2 separate regions of the Mus musculus genome follow, and region 2 is linked to region 1. Evidence: chromatin loops called from intact Hi-C (ENCODE). Cell type or tissue: heart. All regions are shown on one strand. Each heading gives the region's core, and the rest is flanking DNA. Links, peaks and the distances in the headings are about the cores only.

Region 1 (12,428 bases), core at 1,727-9,726:
CGATCTGATTTCCTCTGATTCTAAAAAAGTCTGCTCACGATTTGCTTCACCTGCTGCTTCAGTTGAATGGAATTTGTTTGTGGTGCCAGAAGTTACTTGTATGAAACAAAGATCCAGTCCTGGGCTTGGTGATTTTTCTTCCCCAGCCAGGCCAACAGTCTCCCTTGCACAGGCATCTGCAGGGCAGAGGGTTCTGTTGAGTTGACTTTCCTGTGGCACCAGCTCGCGATCAGCACCCACCTTCTGAACCACAGATGCTCTTTTTCTGTTTCTTTGAGTAGACTCTAAGAGACTCTTCCTGCACTTTTGTTTGGTTTTCTGACTTGCAGTTCCTTTCAAAACAGTCACCTTTCTTTTGGACTTTCTCCTCTTCTCAGAGTCAACATCCTGAATGTCCCTATGTTCTCTCAATAGCAAGCAAGCCGAGTTAGAGTTAGACAGTCCGCTGCTTTCTGGCGACTCTGAAGTACCACTGGGCAGAGGCAACACATCTGTTTTCCACTTGCTTCGTGTCTTGAGGTTCTGCTTTGAAACGTCAGTTTCATTTGGCTGCAGGGAAGTCAGAGCTGCCAAACTTTGGTGTTTATAACCGGGATTGATGCTCCCTTTCGGCAGTACAGTAAAATCAAAATCTTCAGGCTTAAGAAAAGTCTCCCCATTTTTGAGAAGATAATTAGCAAGTGAACGTTTTGATCTGAACTTCAATCCTTGTGGGCTTAAAAGGAAAAAAAAAAAAAAAGAGTGACTTTTTAAAAAGAACTGGACCACATTTCAGAATTCCAATTAATAGTTTTAAAATGTCACCAAAGATGTTTGGCATTTTAAAGCAACAAAAAGTAATAAATGGCTTTTCAATAGATTCTTCTATGATAGTATAAAATCAGCATACAAATGTAGCTTAAATCCAAATGTCTCATTACCATTGAGAACAGGATCAGCACTGTGTATATGTGACTGTCCCCAAATCACTTGATACAACCAGTGACACTGAAGGAACAGTAATGATCTTATAATACATTATTTATTTATTTATTTATTTATTTTTAATTATTTAATTATTTATTTATTTTGAGACAGGGTTTCTCTGTGTAGCCCTGGCTGTCCTGGAACTCACTCTGTAAACCAGGCTGGCCTCGAACTCAGAAATCTGCCTGCCTCTGCCTCCCAAGTGCTGGGATTAAAGGCATGCGCCACCACTGCCCAGCTACATTTTTTAAAATGTATGTGTGTGGTATATGCATGTGTATATGAGTGTTCTCATGTGTACCTGTGCATGTGGAAGCTTCAAGTTAAAAATCAGGTGTCCTTGTTCACTTTGCTTGAGACAATGTTTTTCACTGAGCCCAGAAGTCACAAAATCCAGCTAGTCTAGCTGCCAGCTTCCCCTGGGGATCCCATCTCAGGCTCCTGAGAGCCAGGGCCACAGGCAGCTGCTGTGCCCACTCAGCTCTGCAGATGGACTCTGGGGGTCTGAACAATGACAAATGCTTTATTCCCTGAGTCATTCCCTTAGCCTATCAACCGCAGATTCTTGCTATCCTTTCCCATTACGGACAAAAATCACTTGGCGGTATTGTTATTTTCCTTCCTAAATGCTTACCTGATAAAGTATACATCAAATTTTCCTGCAGTTTTCCCAGATAACCTTTGCTTCACAACTCTTTCCCATCCACACGGGACAGGCTTGTGGCCTTCTGTCGCTGTAGTACTAGACAGAGTAGAAGCAGTGGGCTCTTGGAGAAGGGAGCTGCGCTCACTGCTTATCACCAGGTCCTTTCCATCTTCTCCCACTCCTCCCAGTCCAACAGCAATATCTTCCTTGCTGGAAAAACAAAACCCAAGTGATGAACTTAAAATTGCTTTTACCCTGCTTCCTCAGTTTCTGCCCACAGCAGTATGAGACTGTATAAAATACAAATTAAAGTCAGTGAGCTAGTCTTGTGCCATGAGGATTGTCCAGCTCTAACAACTTCTTGTCCTTCAACATGAGTGTCCTCCTCCACCTTGATTTTCAAACAGGGTTTCTCTGTGTAGTCTTGGCTGTCCTGGAACTCACTCCATAGACCAGGTTGGCCTCCAACTCACAGAAATTTGCTTGCTTCTGCCTCCCAGATGTTGGGAAGAAAGGCATATACCATCACTGCCTAGCTCAACATGGGTTTTTAAATGTTAGGACTCTCCACACAGTATACCTGCTAAACTTTTTCTTAATTCACACTATAGGGATTCAATAAAGGATTCTGATAACAGTTGTTGGAAGTCTGAGATATGAGCCAGTAACTGAACTTTTCATCTGAGATCAGACAAACTGCTCAAATGAATCACCCCCTCTTTCCTGCAAACATGTAAGGGGAACACTTCACATATGTGTGCATTTTTGAGAACCAACAACTACCACTTTTGTAAAATAGCATGGCCCTCCAAAAGCTACATAATTTCTGGTAAGAACTTCCAGCTCTCTTTCAGTCTTGATTCTCATCACTTTGTGAGGTTAAAATGTACTCTCATTGGGTGGTGAAGAGATGGCTTAGCTGTTAAGAACACGAGCTACTCTTGCAGAGGTCCTGAGTTCTATTCCCAGCAACCACACGATGGCTCACAATCTTCTAACTGTAATCACATGGGACCTGATGCTCTCTTCTGGTATGCAAGACAAAGCACCCACACCCACACCCCATGTATATAAAACATATATATAACATAAATAAATAAATCTCTAAGAATTATTTTACTCTTATTGACAAATTGTGTGATAACAAAATCAAATCACCTGCAGAGTGGACCCCGAAACCTAGGCCCACCTAATACTTCTCCCATACTGTTATGGGGGGGGGATAGTTCCCACAAAACCTCCAGTGCAGTGGATCTCTTCCCCCTTTAAAGAATTTATTTATTCTTATTTATGAGCACCATGAAGGTGCTGAGGCCTGAATGGACTTAGATCCCCTGGAGCCAAGTTATAGATGGATGTGAGCCTCTGCTGTGGGTGCTGGGAACCAAACCCAGGTCCTACAGAAGAGCAGTAAGTGCTTTAAACAATTGAACTATCTCTCCAGTGTTTAGTACAGTGTATTTTAATCACTAAACTATACATTTTAAAAGTGAGGGGTTGGAGAGATAGCTCAGTGGTTAAGAGCACATATTCCAGGAGACTCCGTACCCACATCAGGCAGCTTATAACACCCTGCCTGCAACTCCAGCGCCAGTGAACCTGACACCTCCTCTGGTCTCCACCAACACCTACGTATATAGACAAACACATAAAGAAAAAAAAGTGGGTCTCTAGAGAGACCTTCTAACCCAACCTACTTTCTACAAATAGGGAAATAGGGACACTAAGCAAGACCTAGAGACTAACCACAATTAGAACCATGGCATTCTTAGATGGAATTTGGCGTTAGGTATCAGCTAGAAGGATCTTATAGGGAGACAAGGTAACTGAAACCTGAGGGAATCCCTACAAAACTGTTAGGTTAACAAAATGGGTCAAAACCCCAGCTCGCTACTTATTATTAGCTGATCTTCCAAAGAGAAAGTCACTTTGAGCTCAAAATCTCCGTTCTCCATCTGTAAAAAGGAAGTAGCATTAAAAAAAAAAAAGTTTTGTTGTTTGCTTTTGAGCCGGGAATCTTATGTACCATAGGCTAGCTTTGAACCCACGACGTACCAGAGACTCATCTTCAACTTCTGATCCTCCTGCCTCCACAGGCAGACGCCGCCAAGCCCGGATATTCGGTGCTGTCGCTCGAACCCTCGGCTTTGTGTTTACTACGTAAACACTACCAACTTAGTTAAATGCCCAGCCCTTAAAAGTGTTTGAGCGCCCAAGTTTTGGGACATGCAAATACGTGCATCATTTTAGCCCGGACACAACAGTAGCTTCCTCTGTGACTTGTCATAGGGCTATTTCTGAGGGTCCCTTCCGGCCCAGGCTAACCTGCTTGCATCACAAAACCTCCCTTGTCCTCCAAGCTCCCCAGTCAGTTCGGCCAAGGAATCGGGTACACCCTAGTCTTGTTCCCACAGGGCGACAGCTCTAGGTGCCACCTTGTGTTAAAGGTTAGGAAGACCCACACAAGAGCGACTCCTCTGAGGCCCGAGAGAGGTTTAATAACTTGCCAGCGATCCCAAGGCGGGTCTGGAACTAGGCTCTCTCCACGGACTCTGTTGTCCCCAAGGTTTGGGCTCTCCATCCCTGCTGCTTTGGTCCACTGGGGCGCAGCTGCAGCTCCAGGCCGAGAGGTGGAGTAAAACACAACTCAAACCACTGAGCCGAATCCAAACACCGACGTGAAAGTCAATCAACCCACACAGCAGCCTTCCCGCCACCGCTTCAGCTACAGATGCCACAGCCAGGGTCCCGCCAATCAAACCCTCTGTCGTCAAGACTCCCCGCCCCACCCACCTTTCCGGACCAATCGCTCGTGTCATACTTACGCTTCCGCCTCCTGCGTCCCTACGCGCCCGGCGCTTCGGCGGAGGAGGTGGGCTCCCTTTTGTACATGCGCACTTGGAGCTTTGGGAAACTCATGCGCGGTTCATTGCGCATGTGCGTTGCTAAGGGTAGCGCAGGTAGCTGAAGTGGTTTGTGGAAAGAAGCCTGTTGCTGCCGAGGCTGGGAGGAGGGGCCCGAAGCGTGAGGGAAACGGCGATGAGGGCCGTGTTGACGTGGAGAGACAAAGCGGAGCAGTGGTGAGGAGCGGGAACTTCGGGGATGGCGGGGAGGCGGCAGGAACCGGCGCATTGCCATGGCAACGGGCCTGCGGCCTGGACCGAGGACTCTGATTCCGTGCCTTCAACTTCCCAATGGAAGAGAAGCTGAGATTCCTGGAGGGGCATAGGGATCATCTGAGGGAGGCTGGAGCAGTTTATACGTCATCATCATCCAATTTCACTTCTCTCTTCTCAAAATTCCTCACCCACCAGTGTTTTCTCAGCTTCCTAACCATCCTCAAAGTGCCCACACTTTTGTTTATCTGACATTCTTTAAATTTCTCCTGTTTTTGTTGGTTTGTTTTTGAGATAGAGCCTCACTTTAAAGCTCTGGTTGGTCTGGAATGCACTATGTTGACCAAGCTGGCGTTGAACTCACAAAGATACATATGCTTCTAGCTCCCCAGTGCCGGGATTAAAAATTTTCGAGCAGGAACAAACAAAACGGTGTGAGTAACTTGCATCTCGGTTCTGAGCATTTCCACCTGAGCTGAGATCTACTGTGTCTGAAACAGGACATTTCCATGTACGGTCAGAGAAACATGTAAGATGCGATCAAGTCAAGACATCTCTTGATTGGGAAGTTTGAGGAGTATTTTCAAAATTAGTACTTAAGAGTGAGCTTAATTTAAAGCTTAATTTTAAATACTGAGGATTAAGGCTTAGTATTTAAGAGCACTTTGGATAAGTTCCAGGACAGTCAAGTCTACACATAGAAACCCTGTCTTTAAAAACAAAAACAAACGAACAAAAAAGAAAAAGAAAAAAATATATAGTAAAAAAAAATATTGGGCTGGAGAGATGGCTCAGAGGTTGAGAGAACTGTCTGCTCTTCAAGCGGTTCTGAGTTCAAGTCTCAGCAACCACATGATGGCTCACAACCATCTATAATGACATCTGGTGCCCTCTTCTGGCCAGCAGGTGTATATGCAGGAAGAATGCTGTATACATGATAAATAAATCTTTAAAAAAAAATCAAAAAGTGTTTTAAAAAGAGAGAATGACAATAGAATGACTCTGTCATCTTAATTAATTTGGTATGATTTGATATCCTATTCTATTTTGTCATTAAAATCCACCAGCCAGGAACACATTTCAGGAAATTCTGGCTTGACTAATTCTCAGCTTGACTCAGAGTCTTCTTAGATGGTCTGGTCTGTTCCCCACCACTGTCTGTCCTGAGACTTTTCCTTGTGAGACCTTTCCTGAGATCCTGAACGTCCCTCAAGGCTGGCTTTGGAGGAACTTGCACAAAGAGCAGCTAGTGCTGACATGATTCCAACACTAGCTAAGACCTTGTGCCCTTTACCTCAGTGTCTCTTCACAGCAGCTCTAGGTAGGTACTGTCATTATCTCCACTTTACAGATGAGAAAACTGACTTATAGAGAGGGCAGATAGGTACACATATCTGGGTGTGATGGAGCCAGCTTGCAAGCTCAGGCCACCCTGTTTCAAAGCCAGTTCTCCCAGGCTCTGATTTCAGTTAGGTGAGTCACGTGAATGGGTGGCCCTTACTTGTATTAAATAGAAGGGATTTCTGTTACTTGCGGGACATTTTTGTACACCCTGCTACTTGGAACGCATCACCTTGCCAGCGCCTTTCATTTTCATAAACACCTTTGAGGAGGTTAGCAGTAGGGTGCTCAGCAGTTGAAGGAATCTGCTGCCAAGGATAATGATCTGAGTTCGATCCCTAGGGCTCACATGGTGAAAGGAGAGGACCAAGTTGCCCTTTGACCTCCAAAAGTGCTCCATGGTACACATGCCTCAATAAATAGCTCAGCACTTAAAGAAGGCTTTGATAATACTTTTTTGAGACAGGGTCCCATGTAGCCCAGCTGGCCTTAGGCTTCTAGTTCTCCTGCCTCATCTTCAGCAGTGCTGAGGTAATAACAGAGTTTATTACTTGTCTCTTCACTCTAGTATAAGATTACCCACAGCCAGGGGTGGTGGTCCATGCATGTCTTTAATCCCAGCACTCAGGAGGCAGAGGAAGTTGGAGCTCTTTAAGTTTGAGGCCAGCCTGGTCTACATAGTGAGTTCCAGCATAGCCAGGGCTACACAGTGAGACAATCAAACAAACAAAAAGGAGCACCGGTGCACAAGGTGGCAGTCACTGGCAACCAAGCATTGGCTTCCATGTCAGAGCAATAGGGAGTAACAAGGGCTGTGGCAAACTGGAAGGCTCCCACTCTGCATGAAAGGGGCAGCTGCTGCTCTGCTCCTGCCAATTATCATGGGTAGAAATTTGGCCTAGTGTGTGCAGATCTTCCTATTTTTACCAGAAGCTAGGAATCTGCGTTTGAAGTGTGAAATGTCCTGATTTTTTAAATGTTGGCACCTAATTAGAAAAAAAAAAAAAAAAAACAAAGTAAAACACCATGTGAGCCAAGCAAAACATTTGCTGGTCAAATGCAGCCTGCTCTGCTCTGTTCTCAACCCCTGGCACAGAATTTTGTTCGTTCTGCTCTTGTGCTTAAGAGTCTGTTGGGTGTAAGAGTTATTTTTTAATCTGTTTATCCCAGAAGTCTTTTAACCTTGTAAAAGCAATGGCTGTATTTTGTTTCCAAATGTTTCTGGAGCCTTTTAGTATTTAGTGAGTAGATGTGTGTGTGTTCATGGAGGAATAAGTGAATGAAAGACCAGTAAGGACTGGCTACCTGCTTTTAGGGCTGTTACAGATTTGAAGCAGTCTATTAGAGCAGGAGGTGCAGAGATTCTGTAGGCCAGCAGCCTGATGATGGCTACATATGCCAGCTGACGTAATGGAAGGAAACAGAACAAAACTCACACCTAGATAGAATCCAGCCATCCCAGATGCCCTGACTAGCCCCGCCCCGACTCAGTCACAGGCTCCTGCTCTGTGCTTGTGCTTCTGGTCTGTTCTTCATCCAGCAAAAGAACTCACTCAGGTCCTGATACTGTGCTTCTGTTGCTCTGCTCCTCATAAACCCAGAGTGACCCCTTCCATGTCTTTTGCTGGGTGGTCCCCTGGCGTTCTTGCCTCTAGGCTTGCTAACATTTAGATTATGCCTTGGAGCTTAGCCAAAAACTCCATTTTCCTACCCAAAGATCCTTCTTAACTTATTCTTTCCATCTCCTCTCTCCCTCTTACTTCCCCTCCCCCTCTTTTGTTCTTTCTTTGTGTGTGTGGAATGTGCATGCATGTATGTATGCAGATGAACTTGACTGTGCATGGGCATGGGTAGGTCAGAGGTTGGCATTGGTATCTTCCTCTATTTCTGTCCACCTTATTTTATTACTTATTTTTTATGTTATGTAGGTAGGTGTTCTGCCTGCATGTATGCTGGGCACCACCTGAGTGCCTGGTATCAGCAGATGCCAAAAGAGGCAATCAGATCCCCTGAAACTGGAGTTACAGACAGTTGTGAGCCACCATGTAGGAGCTGGGAGCCCATACCCTCTACGAGAGTAAAGAGTACTCTTAAATCTTATTTTTTTGAGATAAGGGTTCAACGGTGAATTTGAATTCACCATTTAAGCTAAACTGGTTAGCCATCAAGCCCCTGGGACCTGCCTGTTTGCCCATCTTAGTCTCTGGGGTTACAGGTTTGACTTGTTGGCTCAGGCTTTACTTGGAATACTGGGGATCTAAACTCAGGTCTTCATGCTTGCTTGCAGAGCAAGCACTTTACCCAGTGAGCTATCTCCTGACCTCTAAATGCTTTCTCTCTTAATTTTTTCTTTCTGAACTTTTATCTTTCTTCCTTCCTTCAATATGCTGCTCTAGGTTCATCTCAACCACAGTGCCTTAGTAGGCTAGCCCACCTTATTCCAGGCAGGCTAGCCCACCTTATTCCAGGCAGGCTAGCTAGAATTGAGAGATATTGTGATTGATTGAGGAAGCTAGGGGTGTGGCTCAGTGGCAGAGAGCTTGCCCAGCATGTGTGAGGCCCAGAATTCTTAGCACCACATTAAAAATTTAATGAAGTGATATAATTTGTCTGAGATTGCAAATCCCTGCTACTCAGGAGGCTAAGACTAGGAGAACTTCAGCCTAGGAGAGAGCTCGTCTCAAAAAAAGTAGAGGGAAGTCTTGGGTCTCAATATGGGATTGTCGGGGGAAGACAAGAAAGAGTAAGCAGGGTAGCATGTATGCCTTGTAGTGGCTTTCAAGGGCACCTTGGGATTTCAGTATGCAGAGGATTTCAGTTGGCAGGGCTCACCTCTCATCTCTCAGCAGTGAAATCTGAGCATGCAGTTTTTCTTTTTCATAAAAGAGGACAAGTTGGGAAAGAGCCTGCCATGGTAGCACAGACTGACGGAGGGCAGTAAGTCTCCAGCCCTAGAGTATGCTGGCTGAGGCTAGATGGTCATGTGGAGAGAGCATTTGCCCTGGGTGGAATGTGCGAGTCCATGATAAAGTCTGCATCCTTACTAATTTGGGGGGGTCTGTGATGTTGTAATATTATTAAAACCCAGGAGTGGGGTTTAAACATAAAATCCTGGCAAGTTGCCAGTTATGATCAGTGTGTCAGGCCCCTGGTCTAACATATAACATAAAACTTGGTTATTGCCTTCAGGTTGAAGACAAGTGTATTAAGGAGGCATGTTATGAAACAGTCGAATACAGAAGGCTAGGTGCTTGAGAGTGAGACTGAGTTGTTTAGATTCTAAGTACAGCAAGAGGTGACTTGGGCATCAGACTGTTTGCTGCTCTTCTTTTTGGAGCTCCAAGTTTGGTTCCCAGCACCCATGTTGGACATTGCATAATCACAAGTTAGATATGTATGTTGTAAGTACTTCAGGACATCCAGAATGTGAACTTTAACATCTGGGAAGATTGTTCAGGCTTAGCCCAAATAAAGTAACAAACATGGAGATGACTTAGTAGGTAAAGGTCCTTCCTACCAAGACAGACAACCTGAGTTTGATCCCTGGGACCAACAGTACTCCGGAAAGAACCAACCCCTGCTAGTTGTTCTCTATCACACATGCACCCAGCATGCCTTTGCCTCCTAAAGTAACTCCTGCCTATCATCCCAGCAGTTGAGTGGTGGAGGCAGGGGGTTCAAGGTCATCCTCAGCTACATCAACGGAGAGGCTGGGACCAGACCAGACTGTTACACATGCATGAGACTGTGTAAAAAACAACAACAGCAAAATGCCAGGTGAAGTGGTTTACATCTGTAATTTCAGCATTTGGGAGGAGTACCATAAGTTCAAGGCCAACCTAGTTTACAAAAGAGTCCTAGATTAGCCTGGGCCAGAGTAAGAGCTGGCCCCAACAGATATAAGTAGAACTAACTCAGTAACTGTCAACTCTTGGAGAAGAGGTCCAAGAATCATTATGACTGATCCAGATGTGTACAGGCAAGAAGCTTCCATACCAAGGACTAGATGAAGGGTGCAAAGCCATTCCGAGCTAATGCCTCAGCATGAAGATTCACAGATGCCAGGCACTTTACACAAGGCTAGCCCATGACCCCTGGCTTTAGGAGGCAGCTCTCTACCTTGTTTTATAGTAAGGGTGAAATTCAGATAGGTCAGCTTTCCTGGCCCCAGCTCCCCTCTACCTTTTAGCCTATCACTTGCTGTTTTGAATGTGAAACATGTCAAGGAAGCCCAGGTCTATTACCACAAAACAGTGAAGAAGGACAGTGCAGAACTTGGGCAGGATTTGATACAGAAAGTGGTATGCTGAGCTGGAAAGCCAGAGAGGCGACCTTTGTTCAGCTTCTGTCAGCCAGGCTGTGTACCCTTTCCTTTCCTCAGTGGGCCCGCCCCCTCTACTCCATTATGCCGAGGGAGGTATGTGCACGTGGGTTAGCATACACTTTCCCTGTCACAGCTCTCAACTGTTTGCAAGTGTGAAGAGTTTTTATTCAAGGAACCTTCTAGGAGTCTTTGCTGCCTCTCCACATGACCAACATACAAAGACACAGGAAGTAAATAACATAGTACTAAAACTACAGAAAGGAGGATGGGGGAAGGGAGGTGGCGACCAGAGGGCACTGGGCTTCAGTTAAAGTGGAGGAATATATTTCAGCAGCCTCATGAGGGCCACAGTTATATATTTCAAAATGGCTAATGGATAGATTTTTAATATTTCATTGCAGTAAATGATGTCTATGAGGTGATAAACAAGTTAATTAGCTTCCTGCAATATATATTTATATATTATATAAGCATCATGTTGTACCCCAGAAATATACACAATTATTATTTTTCAGTTACTTTCCAAATTCTACATGGAATGCCTTGAGTATTCATGTAGATAATGATAGAAATGATAAAAAATGATAATACTTTTTTTTTGGTGGTGGTGGTTCTGAGAAGGCAAGAAAGCCATTATGAATTACTTCATCAACCGTGACATATACCAGTAGCAATAAGGAGGGCTACACAGCCTGAGGGTTGACACGTGGGCTTTGGGGCCAGGCTGCTGGGACCTGGCATCACCTCTTTTCTGCAGCAGTTTACTTCCAGGCAAGTTGTTTAACTTTGCAGTTTTCTTATCTGCAAGATAGGCTTAGAGTTGTGAGGTTGAGAGAATTTAGACAATAGAGCATTTACACTGTATCCTGTACGCAGTAACAAATGTACTCAATAAATGTCAGCCACTGGAAAAGCATTCGAGAAAAACATTCGACATACCTGGCAATAATCCAAGCGAGTAGAGGCAGTGCAGTAGGGTGGTTAGGATCCCAGGCTTCTGAGGTCCTTCTGTTTGCTGGGTGTGTGAGGCTTCGTCCCAGCCTGAACCATGCTACTGTCTATAAAGCAGAGCCCACTTTGTCCTTTCATGACCATGGTGGAGTTGTTTCAGAAACCCCAAAGACACCAAACTGACAGATGTTGAAGTCCTCTGTTTTAGACAGCATACGACAGTATAGAGACTTGCAGAGAGCCTAGACTTGCTGCTGTGCTATAAATCACCTCAGGATAGCATTGCAGAGCTGCAGAAATCACTTTCATACTCTGCGGTTACAGAATTATGATAAGAGGAAAGTGCGTGTGCTCACTACAGACATGGCTTTCCCTTGAGTGTGCATGAGTGCATGCTTGTGTACATGCATATATGTATGTGTACATACATATGTGAGTGTGTGTATATATATACACCCACAGGGTCTGATTGTGTAGCTCTGGCTGGCCTGGAGCTCACTATGTAGACCAGGTTGTCCTTGAAATCACAGAGATCTGCCTTTGCCTCCTGAGTGCTAGAATTTTTTTTAAGATTTATTTATTTATTTTATGTATATGAGTACACTGTAGCTGTATAGTTGTGAGCCTTCATGTGATTGTTGAGAATTGAATTTAGGACCTCTGCTCATTCCAGTTGGCCCTGCTCGCTCTAGTCAATTCCACTTGCTCAGTCCCTGATCACTCTGGCCCAAAGATTTATTTATTATTATACGTAAGTACACTGTAGCTGACTTCAGATGCATCAGAAGAGGGTGTCAGATCTCATTATGGGTGGTTGTGAGCGATCATGTGGTTGCTGGGATTTGAACTCAGGACATTCGGAAGAGCAGTCAGTGCTCTTACCCACTCAGCCATCTTGCAAGCCCTAGTGCTGGGATTTTTAAAAAAAATATTTAAAATTTAAAAGATATTTTTGATCAACAGTTATTTGAATTCATAGATGTAGAGTCCACTGAACAGAGGGTTGACTTTAATTGTCCTTGCCTGTTAGGTTTATTGTGAAGATGAAATAAAATTGTGTTTGAAGAACTAAGGGCTATTATAG
Region 2 (12,428 bases), core at 3,023-11,022, 100 kb after region 1:
CTGGCTTGAGTTATCTCCCCACCACTCTTTTTGCTTTTTTACAGGTCCAGAATAGCGTTGCTTCCCTCGCCAAAAGGAAGATGGCAGACATGGCCCACACTGTGACAGTTGTTCAGGGGGCTGAGACAGTACAGGAGACCAAAGTGCCCACTCCTTCCCAGGACATAGGACACAAAGTACAACCCATACCTAGGGTCAGGAAGGCAAAGACCCCTGAGAACACTCAGGCCTGAGTTACTTCCCAAGACCTCCTCCAAGGCTCCCAGCAAGAAGGCTGAGGCTAGTAGCTAGGGCCAGGGCTGGGGAGATGGCGATTCTGAAGCTTTTATTGTCTAATAAGCTGTCACAATGTTTAATCATAATTTATCAATAAAGACTTTGTATTCACACACTGGTACATTGGACACTGGACTGTGAGACAGGAAGGCAGAGGCGGGTTTTGAGCAGTTGGGAGCCAGGGAGCAGTGGTTTAGTTGATGTCTTTACAAAGAGCCTCCTGCCTGCAGGAGGGATGGAGGACGTGAGGGGCCAGAGAGGGTAAGCTTCCTGAGCCGAACCATCAAGCCTCAGCCCAGAGAGGCAGACAGACTACGGCTTGGGGGAGCAGGATATTGCCTGCCAAGGAACACAGTGCTGGCTGCAACTGTAGTATGTATTCGTGTACCTGTGTCATGGTGTGTGTATGGAGGTCAGACTACAATTTGAAGGGGTCCTCTCCTTCCACTTTGTGAATCCCGATGGAATTTGGGGTATCAAGCACCTTTGTCCAGGGAACCATCTTGCCAGCCCTTGGTGCAATTTTTGATAGGGGAGGGCCGCTGAGCAGGGACCCCAAGTCTGGATGGAATCGTATTCAGCAAGAGAAGGAAAGGGCACAAAGGCCCTGTATTGGTTACTGTCCATGTTGCTGTGATAAAATCCCGGACAGGAGAGAGTTAAGCATGGGAAGGGTTTACTTTAGCTTGTGGTCCATCACGGCAGAAAAGGCCCAGCAGCGGGAGTGCAAGCTCAACTCTTGCTCCTCTTGACTCCATGTGGGACTCCAGCCCACAAGATGGTTCCACCAAAACTCTGGTCTTCCCACATAAACATCTCTGGAAGGAAATGGCCTCATAGATATGACTGGTGGGGTGTCCCTAGGCAATTCCAAATCTGGTCAAGTTGGTAATCCACCAGTGGCCCTAGGGCAGGGATACGAGTGAGACAAGTCATGGGGCCAAATTCTGCACTGCTTTAAAATCATCAGAGACACTTTTCCATGGATAGGTGGAGTTAGTTCCCTCACCCTGAGTCTGAGCTCTGCATTGCTTGACCAGAGGGCAGTGGCAATGTCAGGACAGATCTGAGACTTCAGAGGAGGCAGGGTGGCTCAGTGGGTAAAGTGTTGGCTACATAAACATGAGGGCTAGAGTTCAAATCCCCACCACTCGCATAAAAAGCTGGGTGTGGTAGTGCATGTGTATAAATAACCCCAGTGTCAGGTGGTGGAGGCAGGAGGATCAACCCCCAGGGCTCACTACCCAGATAGCCTAGGCTAAAACAGCAAACTACGGGTGAAAGAGTCAAAGCTCTCAAAAAAAAAAGGTGGTCCAATGGTTATAGCCAAAGCACTGGCTGTGTATGAGACCAGAGTTTGTCCCCCCAGAACCACATGAGTGCCAAGTGAGTGTTGTGCACCCCATTAATTTCAGCCTCAGTAGGTGGAGATTGTGTCCTGGCTTGTAGGACTGTTTTTAGCTTTGGTCAAGCTGGAGTCACATGAGGAGAAAACTCAGTTGAGAGAACATCCCTACCAGATTTACCTGTGGGGAGTTCTCTTGACTGATTAATATGGGAGGGCGGGCCCAGGTCTCTGTGGACAGCACTCCTGGGCTAGTGCTCCTAGGTTGTATAAGAAAGCAGCCTGAGCAAGGCGATAAGCAGGTTCCCTCCATGGCTTCTGCTTCAGTTCCTGCCTTGAGTTCCTGTCTTGACTTCCTTCAGTGATAAACTGTAAAGCTGTGAGCTGAAATACATCCTTTCTCCCCAAGTTGCTTTTGGTCATGGTGTTTCATCACAACAATAGAAACCTTAACTTCAATGGGACCCTTAGAGCAGGCTGGTTAAAAAGACCACTATCCGAAGCTCTGCATTTGATTAAGACTACCTTGGAGAAGCGGGGCATGGTGGTTCACGCCTTTAATCCTAGCACTCGGGAGGCAGAGGCAGGCAGATTTCTGAGTTCGAGGCCAGCCTGGTCTACAAAGTGAGTTCCAGGACAGTCAGGGCTATACAAAGAAACCCTGTCTCGAAAAACAAAACAAAACAAAACAAAAACAAACAAAAAAGACTGCCTTGGAGAAAGCGATTGATGATTCTTAACATCAACCTTGGGCCTGCACATGCAACCCCCACATGTGTGCCTAATGGGATGCAAACAAGGTAGAGAAGTGATCAAGGAAGGAAGCCACCTGTGTCAACCTCTGGACTCCACACATACACAAATAGGTTAAGTGTACCTACACATACACACACCCATGTGTGCGCACATACGTGCACACATGCACACTTTTGGAGGTTCTTGTATTTTCATAGACATCCCTCATGCTGTAAGGAAGCTCACACTACCCATGGAGAGCCAAGGCACCCAGTTCACCTGCTGAGCTTCCGGTCACTACTGCCATAGTCATGCACCACCTTCCAACTCTCTCTGCTGACACGGGCTAGAGAGGGACAATGTCCCCATGACAAATGCCTAAGCAAATGGCTTGTGCTGCTCTTGGCATCTGAACATTGGAATGATGTGAACGGACTCACAGGATGGGGCTGCTGGCAGGCACTGCACCATGAAGGGTGGGTGTCACAAAGGATGGGCTCTGTGGGTTTACTGTCACGGTTGTAAAGAAAGATCAAAGAATAGGAGGAGGGACCCTAGGAGCATGGCAGATGGACGTATCTCCAGAGCACAGATGAGGGAAGAGGTGGCCTTCAATATGGTAGGTGAGGCTTGGTGGTAGTCCAACGGAGAAAGGGGTCAAAGATATGTCCATAGTTCTGGGTCTGCTTGGTGTGGTGCGTACTCTGCCAAGGCCAAGAGTGTAGTTCAAAGGAATGGGTGTATCTGAGGGGCATTCTCAATAGGGGAGACGGGACACTTGGGAAGGGAACAGACAGCACTAGGGAAACCAAGTGCCCAGTATGGGGCTCAGGCTTCGATGCTGTCCATGGCTTCTCTCTGGAGTCCCATAGGAAGCCATGTCTAGTTCTTCTGGCTCCCTGGGGTATCTATAATGTGCTTGTCAGCAGGCCCCGAGGGGCACCCAACAGATGGCAGGCTGGCATTTCTCAAGCAGAGGCTCCGATTTTTGCCTCTGTTCCTGCATGGTGAGGCTGGGGAAGAGCCTGTAGCCTCTTGCCTCCAGGAGCTAGGGACCCATCAGCCCTGCCCCGTGACAGGGTGGGGATAGACCTTGCACCGTCTTAGAGACTTGGGAGAACAGCTGCGTTGGTTTCTCCCACTTTGCAATCTTAGCTTGAGGATGCTCCAGCCAGGTCCTTGCCAGGGTACCCATGGCTGCCAGGCATGTCTTTGGGGCCCCACACAAGGACTGCAGTTCATGGGGGTTGCCTACCTGGCAATGCTAGTGACCCTGGAAACTAGATCTACGCATAGACCTCCTTCTGAATGTCAGGCGCTGTATGTTAATGAGACGTGTAGCCAGACTGTGGAATACTTAATGACTTAGAAAGATGTTCCTGACATATTGTTGTGCAAGGGAAAAGTCAGGTTTTAGAACAGAGTGTGGACTGATTCATCTTCACTCCTGGATCCACTACAGCAAAGGTGCCCTGGCCTTGTGTGTGGCCGGTGCCGTGTGCGAGTGTCCCCACAAGCATGCGAGGCTTTTATTCTCTCGGGCTATTTCTGCAGTTGTAGTTTTCAGGGTTTTGTGAATCCATTCTGGAGTCACACCTCATCGAGGAAAAAAATTCAAACCATCAAATCTGCCAATAATTGAAATTAGCAAATCTGCTCCTTAATAAGCCTCAGCAACAGAGATCTGAGAGATAAAGATGGTTTCTCCGCCCGCGGCCCGCACAGGAGAAAGCTATTTTTAGAGAGGTTGTTCACTTTTTTTTTTTTAGCTGGTGAATTCTAGGCTGGGTCTTGGACTTTGTTGTTGGGAATTTTGGTCCTGGCTTGCTTTTGGCCAGTACGATGGGGACTTTCCTTCTTGAGGGGACACATGTGAATGGCCATCATTCAGGCTGGCTCTGCCACATCCTGCTTCTGGGGAGAACCTCACTGACTCAGCCTTGAGAAACTGGGGCCCCAGTCGGGACAGTGGGTGTCACCCCAGGTCAGATGTGCTGTGGTCAGGTGCAGGCCACGGCTGGCCTCGGAGAGAAACTGAGTTTCCTTGTCTGAAACATGAGGCGTATGTCCTAAGAGTAGATGGAAGATTTGGGGGTGTGACTCTGGTCAGTTTGGAACCCCTTCCACTTTGGAGGTGGAGACTCTCCTGGAGGAACTTGGGCTGAGAGAAGGGGATCCAGATGTCTGGTCCCCATCTTGCCCTTCTTGGCTGTGACCTCTTGAGCCCCTTTAGGCCCCTTGACACTGTCTGCAAAATGAGGAACAAGATGTCTGCTTCTCTTAGGTTTGAATAAAGACAAGGGTGTGGGGGCTGGATGTGGCTCACTGGAGAGTGTACACTTAAGACAGCACAGGGCTCTGGGTTCCATGCTCTGCACAGCACAAATGTGAGGGGCACCCACTGGCGATATCCTCCTAGGGGTCAGGACTGTCCATGGAGATGTGTGTCCACAGGGTGCAGCCGCAAACTCCTGGCAGGCCTAAGGGAGAGGTCTTCCCTTAGGCCGTGTCCGAGGCAGGGTGTCAGGTCAGGCTCTGCACAGACAGGACGAAGAAACAGCCCCATCTCCCCTCCTCGGCCATCTCAGGACAAAGGCTAAAGCCCATAGTAGGTTTTCCCGGCAGGCTTTTATTATAAAGAATGTTCCAGAGAGTCCCAGCCTTCCCCTCCAGCCCAGCCCCCTTGGGCTGTGAGCCAGTCTCAGCAGCTATGGGGGGTGGGGTGGGGGCTGTGCTGGGGACAGATGAGTATTTTCTGTCCCCTGGAACAGTCATTTCCAGTGTGTCACCGGGAGCCCCTGGGGATCTGCACAAGCGGCAGCTATTCACAGTTGGTGCATAAGTTTTTGTTTTAATATATAAAAGTTTTTTTTTCTTAAAAATCAAAAAAAAGTGGTGCTCTTTAGAAACACTTCCAGGAAGACTGAGTAGTCCAGCTACAGCCCTGCATCCTCGCCTTCCTCCCTTTCCTGGGGCCAGGAACCCCCCAGCCTGTCCCCCTCTCTCCACCGTTCTGTGGGCAATGGGCACTGCCCATGCTGCCACTGGCCAATGAGACGGCTAACAGCTGACCTGGTTTGGAACTGTTGGTGGCCAAGGCCCCCTCTGGATGAGGGACACAGACAACTGCTTGGTGGCTGAAGCAGAAATTCCCTCTGCCAGGTGGATGAGGTAGTGTTCTGGGATATGGCCACCTCTCCCAATGTGTGCTGAGCAGCCTGAAACAGTGAACAGGCAGGCATGGTCCAGGCTGTCCTGGTTGGCAGGGAAAGTCTTATTAGGGACTGGCAGCGATCGATATTCAAGGCCTTCATCCTAGAGTTGGGTCTTGGGCAGGTGGAGGGGACAGAGATGCCCCAGGGGACAAGGCCAAGAGCTCGGCAGCCGGGCACTAAGAGGCCAGTGTCCCCCACTCCTAGCCCAGCAGGCTCCTCTGTCAGTTCCCAGCCCAAGTGAGAGATGTGGGGAAGAAACCAAGTGGAGGCCAAGTGGCCTGCACGCCGTCTCCCTGGCCGAAGCTCCTGGTCACTCTTCTGCATCAGGCCTCGCTGTAACACTCATAGATATTGTTTTCCATCAGAGCCACCACCTGTTCAAACTTGTGCTGTAGCTGGGTCCTGCGGGCTGTGGGGTTGGCCTCCAGGGCAGCCATGATCTGAGGGGAGTTGCAGTGAGTCAGATGTGCCGTGCCTGAGAGCCTGGGAGGCCACCCGCCAGAGACCTCATCAAAGTGCCAACACCCCCGACAAATCTAAAGCGTTGTTATGGGCTAAAATGGGCAAATCTTGGGAGGGGGAACTCACCTGTGGTCGATACCTCTTAGCATATTTATAAATCTCAGCCATGGCCACGTTTGTGTTGAACTCATTCTGGTATTTCTATAAAGGTGGCACAAGAAGAAAGGGGAGGTATTTTTACTTGTTTGCTTGAGGCAGGGTTTCTCTGCATAGCCCCCTGGCTGTCCTGAAACTTGCTCTGTAGACTAGGCTGGCCCCGGACTCAGAAATCCACCCGCCTCTACCTCCCAAGTGCTGGGATTAAAGGTGTGTGCCACTACCAACTAGCAAAAGGAGAGGTTTAACCCTACAGATGAGGACCCAGCCTGTTCACTCCCACAGCCTGCTGATAGAATACATTTAGACCCCTGCGAGCTGGGCACACACTGGCTTTCTGGAACCAGGATTCTAACCTCTCATATCTTCAGAACACTCCACCTCATCCTTGGACTTTAGAAAATACATTGCAATGAAGATGCCAGGAAAGATGGGAAACAGAGACTACCCCCAAATTCCTACTGTCCCCCTGCTGCATCCTAATGGTGCTGGTTTTGTCCACTCCTCAAAGCCAAGGATATCGTTACTATCTCCTGGCCTAGATCCCAAAGGCCACCTACCCGAGACTCCTCGGCCAGGTGTGCGTTCATTTCCTGCTCGCTGAGCGGCGTCATGTCTTGGATCTGTTTATAATAGCGCTGTACGGTCTTCCGGTACTCAGGGATCTCCTTCGCGTACAGAAGCTTGTTGGTGGGTGAGTCCTGGGCAGGGAGACCCGGGCAGTTTGGGTGGCTGAAAGATGGGACTTGTCCCCACTGCCACCTAGAGGGCCTTGGTGGCTCCTCAGACATGGCTAAACAACCCCCATTCAGTCAGACTTTGGACCAGGGTCAGTTGGTCTCTTCTGGCCCTCCCTCCCTCCCTCCCTCTTTCCCTCTTGCATGGAGGCCCTGCCCCACGATGCTGTCAGGCTTTCAGGGTGGTGACCACATGGGGACTTTCATTTGAAGGGAAGAGCTCCTAGGCTGTGTGCCAGCAGTACTCCGCTGCACGCAGCCCGCAGCCTGTCTTGTTTACTCCCTTATTAGGGTGATAGTATTTGGTGGCTGAGATGGTTGGAAGCTGGTTCCTGACTGCGGGAATGGTTCCCACCCTGCACTTCCAACACCTCAAAAGCACCATGTGCTAAGACGTATGCTGGCAGCTCTCTGTTGTCACGGGAATGCATGTGTGAAGTGGTGACATTTCATTTCCCTTGTGGGCTGAGACTCCTGAGCCCTGCCCTCACCCCCCTCCCCCCAGCCAGCCTAGCTCTGTGATCCCATGGGCACTCATGGCCTCAGAGTTCTGGGCTACCTAGGTCACCTCTCTTCTCAGAAGGCCTTTATGGCTTCTAGCCACTGAACCGGCATATCCTCTGCCCTTGGCAGGTGCCGTGCCTGTGGAGCTCGCTCTGGCTGGCCATCTGCTCTCTGCCTGTCTTGAATGACTCCGGTAGAGTTCAGGCACCCGCCCCCCACCCCCCCTTCAGGAGCAGCCAGACTAGTTAACCTTGCCCAGCTGCAGGTCAGAGATGGAGCAGGCATCGATGAAGGCCTGTGCGATGACAGACAGGCAGGCGTCGATGTGGTCCGTCTTCTCTATGTCGAAGACAAACTGGGGATTTTTTAAGATGTTCACCCAGAAGCGCAGGGGAAGGCTGTGGGGGCAGGGACAGTGGGGATGCAGGAGCTCAGTGGAGGGCTGGGGAGGTAGACAATGCTGGTCCTCGCAGCCCCTGAAGCCTCTGGATATGTGGTGTCCTTCCCCTGCCAGCTAGGGGCCAACCCTCACCCCAGAGAGCCTTCCTCTCCTTTGCACGCACACGAGACTCCTGGTTCTCATTAGAAGCCCCCACCCTGCTGCCTGTATCCACACTCCTCCCCCACCCGGCCTTGCACGAAGAAGGCAGGGCTGACTGTCCTTGGGAGGCCAGAGAGGGTTGGGGACAAGCCCCTGCTCAGCCCTGCAGAGCCTGGGGTGCCTGCCTGCCCAGCCCCACCCCGAGCAGAGAGAAACTGCAACTGAATTTGCACAGGCATTTCTCTGAGGGCCAGGCTAAGAGTTCTGGGACCTTCTTGGCGGGGTAGTATATGACCCCAGAAAGCGAAGAAGGGGCCTCAAAGGAAGCTACATATTAGGTGTGGGAGTCACAGCCAATGTGCACTGCCACTTCCCAGTGTGTGCCCTTGGGCCTGGGTGACTGCTGCTCTGTGGGCCTTCGCTTCTCTCTGTATGATGGGGCATTAGCGGTGAGCAAAGGCAAGCTTATATGATGCTTTCTGGTTTCACAGAGGGGACACTGCAGCACCAGAGCTAAGTCTCTCACCGGAGACCACACAGTGGGGAAATGGCCAAATAGAAGCTGATTCAAGACAGGAAGCATTCAGGCCAGGCTCTGCCCTCATCTGCCCTGGTGCTTTGGCTGCCCTGATGCCATGATACCATTGGTGCTCTAACCCCATTGGCGCCCCCCCCCTCACCCCCGTGCAACCCCATTCCTCGGCCACCACCTGTTGGTCTTCCAGATATGCAGGGTGTCAGGGTCGGAGATGCCTCTCTTCTCCGCCTGTTCCTCTAGGAAGTCAAAGAAATACTTGACAGCCAGCGGGGGCTTGTCCTCTCGGATGCTCAGGATAGCCTTGAACAGGTCATCTAGGAACTTCTGCAGCGTGCCCTGCAGGGAAGATGTGGGACATCATTAGCCCAGCCTCTGAACATCTCTGAGCCTCAAGATTCCTGACTGAGTTGTCAATGATGCTTTCTTGGAGCGGGGGAGAGGAGGACCTGGGTAGCAGGGAGGTAGGGCTCAGAATGTGGCCTCTGGGTGTAGGTCTGAGTCTTGTGACTTGAGGCCACGGAAGTAACCCTGGGTCCTCTGCTGCCTACTGGGTGGCAGGAAGAACACGGACTTCTTCTTGGAGCACGGGGACCCCTTTATTCCCCTACGGGGTGGACATGGAGGCTGGGCCCACCTTGGTGGACAGCAGGCGGGTCAGGTAGATCTCTGGCAATACTTTCTTGCGGTGGCTCTGCCGGTGAGATTTCTTAGGCTCTACCAGCTCATCCGTAGGTAGCACCTGCAAGGTGGGCAGGGTTGGTCCCCAACGGCACCCTCCTCAATCCTCCCACGGAAGTCTGCCCTGTGTTACCCAGCACCCGGCCCATCCCTGCTCCCTCACCCACTCTGGCTTTTCCCAGGGCCTAGGAGCTCTTTCCTGGAGGCTCAGGGAGTCAGAGAGCCAAAGCCCCGCCCAGCAAAGCCTGCTCCCCAGGGCCTGAGGCTGGGCACTCACCAAATGGAAATACTTTTCTGTGTCCAAGTCTTTCACTGCAAAAGGGAAACACAGGATAAACAAATGAGGGGGGTTGGGAAGGTAACCCGAGGGGGATGGCGAGAGGGGAAGACTGGGGGAGAGCCAAGATCTGGCGTTCTACTTCAGGATGGACCCTGGGACCCTCATGGATCTGGGCCTAGGGCCTGTAAGGACATGGTCTAGATTTGGAGGCAGGGGTGTGGCCTAGAGCCCACAGGTCATGTAACCAGCTCAGACCTGGCCACGGCCCAGGCCTCTTGGAAGGGCACGTGCCCTCCTGGGGCCTTGCTGTAGCTGCTGGAAGCAATCAGCTTTTCTCTAGCAGCATGGAGGTGGGGACCCCCTTTCCAAAACTCAGTTGCCCCCCACCCAGCACGGCTCTGAAAGGGCCCAAGAAGGGAGCCCTCACATCACGCTTGGGTCACCTCCCCAGCTATGAGCCATACCTCTGCCCAGGGTACTGTCCTTCTTGTCTGTGAGGCTCATGGCTAGGGAGGCGCCCTCAGGTATCTGACAGAGGAGAGGAGATGAGGTTAGACGTATGAGGTTAGAGGGGAGGGGTAGGGTGGCTGGGCCAGCTTAGGCACCTTGTAGTGGGCCAGTGTGTTCAGTTTCTTACGGCCGTCCTCCACCACTGATGTGTCATCCAGGTCCCGGAGGACGTAGCTCTGGGTACTCGAGGCAAACCATTCTGGAGGTGAAGAGGGGCATCAGGACTACAGAAGAGGTGGCCCCAGGGGCAGCCACTAGCCTGGACCACAGTAAAAGAAACTTCCCATTCTCCTAGAATCAGAAGCAAGCGACGCCCCCTGGGAGCCCGGCTGTTCACCCTAACTGTCCAGAGTACAGGGCAGGGCCTAGTTCAGGGTGAACTTTAGGAACAGTTTCTGGTAACCGGTCTGACCACGACTCCTACGCATCCTTCAAAACCCAACCCGAAAGACCTCTTTGGAAAGCGTTTCTCGATTGCTTTTTGCTGTTGCCCACAGCTGCAGAACAAGGGTTTGTTCCTCAAGGGGAGCCCTGGGGCCTTGACTAACACAGGAAAGAGGCTGCAGCAGCCAGCTGCGAGGCATGGTGCCCGCCCTTGCCCACCAAGGTCCACGTCCTCCGCCCGCGGCCACTGTGAGTAGGGGACGTTCTTGCAGAAGGCTTCCAGGATCTTCTCCTTCACCTGCGTCAGCGTGTCGGTGTCCATGGCCCGCACGCTGAGGGAGTCCATCCCACAGCCCTGGAAGGACACGTTCAAGTTCTGCGCAAGAGAGGGGGGTGTCAGCCGATGGCTACTGTCATGATAAGGCCTGGTGACCTGGCTGGGGAGGCTCAGGATAGCCCAGCTAAGAATGCCCTCCTGCTTCGGGCCCCGGGCCCTGCCCCCGGCTCACCCGGGGCTTGGCCTCAATGTTCTCCCTCAGCAGCCACTCCTCGTTGAGTGTGTAGCGGGCTTTGCCTGTGATGGCGTCGATGGAGCCTTTGTTGATCTGCTGCTTGATGGCACACAACAGCAGGAAGAACGGCTCACCTACTGTCTCCTGTGAGGGTCAGGGGTCAGGGGTCAGGACCCCCTCTGTGTTCCAGCTTCCAAGCTCTGGCCTGCTGGTATCCCCCACACTCCCTTCTACTGATGCTGACACCCACTCCAGGGTGTCTCCACTACATCCCAGCCACATACCCAGAGACCAGCCCTTGTTGCTGAAGCTCAGAGAGGGCAGGCACCCTGCACAGCAATGCATAGCAAGAACAGGTAACATGGGACTTGACCTACGAACTCCTATGCCTGAGATGTTGGAGCCTTCCAGGGTGTAGCTGAGTGGAAATGGGGCTGAGGAGCCCCCAGGGAACCCCATATGGATGCCTCTGGCGAGTGTTGGCCCAATCAGGCTTCCCACCCCACCTCCTGCCCTGGCCACTGCCATTACTGCAGCCCCAAGCTAGCCCTCCTCGTCCCCCTAGACTAGTGCCCAGCTGTTCTGTGGGTGGGGGAACGGAACGACCCGTGGTGAATTGGGCTGGAGGAAAAATTAAGTTTGTAATAACATCAGGCTGCTTTGGCAGCAGCGTCAGGGCAGCTGCCCGCCCAGCTTCCTGCTGTAGTGGTCTGGCCTGGAGTCCCCAGCACCCCAATGTCTGGCAGGGGAAAGGCCAGGCTGAGGTCACCCACAGTGGCTGAGAAACCTAGGTCCAGAGTCTATGGTGGTCCCTGAGAGCTCAAAGTGCGGCTTCTCTCCTACGATCTCCATTTCTTTTCTACTCTCTGACTGACCCTCATTTGACAAAATGAAGCTAAGGACCAGAGAGGGTAATAACTCGCCCAGAACTACACAGCCAGGTTGCCACAAAGACTAGTACACAAACCCAGAACAGTTAAGGCTCTGGTTCTGGGTCCTATCTCAGGATTCCGAGGTGAGTGCTGGGCCCTCTGCCACCATTGAGCAGGCCCTTGAATTGTGCTTCATGATGGCCTGACTGGCCTAACTTCAGAGAGAGAGGCCCTGGCTGCTGAAAACTCTGTGATGTCTCCTAGTCCTGATCTTTGTCCACAATGTAGCCTACATCTGGACTGCCTTGTTGGCCCCAAAGCCCTGTCTTTTTTCCACGGCTCCCCTGGGGTGCAGGATGAGTCACCTGCTCCAGGAAACCTCTTGTCTTTTTCCAACCAACAATCAGCCAGGCTGGGCCAACCTCTGTTCTGTTGAGGTTTTGCTTCTGTGCCCCTCCCCTAAGGAGAGGAAAGCTCAGGATTGAGGGACCTGACCCTCCTCCAAAGTCCAAAGACCCTCTGCTTGCATCTCCCCCGCCTCGGACCCCCCAAGCTTAGGACTAAGGCTACAGGACAAGACTCAGCCTCCAACTTGCCCTGGAGATGCTGTGTGCCTCTGGAGCCAGCTAGCCAGATCTCCAAGCTTCAGTTTTCCCCACTGTCAAGATGTGACCCCCTCCCTA

Evidence for each region. Hi-C counts contacts between places; a loop is a spot of excess contacts. Peaks named below come from ENCODE experiments on the same cell type or tissue, not always from the same donor. Only the 100,000 strongest peaks of a DNase experiment are listed, where the experiment ranks them.
Region 2: a loop joins it to region 1, with 2.4 times the contacts of the local background. A loop is called at or near these places in 2 of 42 quality-filtered maps.

The regions. Positions count from the first base shown.
Region 1 is chr6:115,849,018-115,861,445 of GRCm38, forward strand. Mbd4 (methyl-CpG binding domain protein 4) reads right to left here and starts at 4,324. Exons shown (of 8, transcript NM_010774.2): 1 at 4,120-4,324; 2 at 1,601-1,822; 3 at 1-715. The coding sequence starts at 4,193. It overlaps Ift122 (intraflagellar transport 122), which reads left to right and starts at 4,511. Exons shown (of 29, transcript NM_001167763.1): 1 at 4,511-4,692. The coding sequence starts at 4,652. In heart, for the core only: CTCF peaks have their summits at 4,242 and 5,615 (motif pointing left); DNase peaks (open chromatin) are centred at 4,474 and 7,554; H3K4me3 peaks cover 2,315 bases; H3K27ac peaks cover 4,727 bases.
Region 2 is chr6:115,949,846-115,962,273 of GRCm38, forward strand. It overlaps Plxnd1 (plexin D1), which reads right to left. Exons shown (of 36, transcript NM_026376.3): 26 at 10,871-11,017; 27 at 10,581-10,737; 28 at 10,073-10,176; 29 at 9,932-9,995; 30 at 9,465-9,499; 31 at 9,144-9,248; 32 at 8,682-8,845; 33 at 7,681-7,828; 34 at 6,750-6,890; 35 at 6,160-6,234; 36 at 4,966-6,011. The coding sequence ends at 5,895. H1f8 (H1.8 linker histone) reads left to right here. Exons shown (of 5, transcript NM_138311.3): 5 at 45-397. The coding sequence ends at 233. Among named protein-coding and RNA genes, the nearest start is that of H1f8, 11 kb to the left of the region's middle. In heart, for the core only: a CTCF peak has its summit at 6,951 (motif pointing left); DNase peaks (open chromatin) are centred at 6,826, 7,166, 8,153, 9,446 and 6 weaker places; H3K27ac peaks cover 5,001 bases.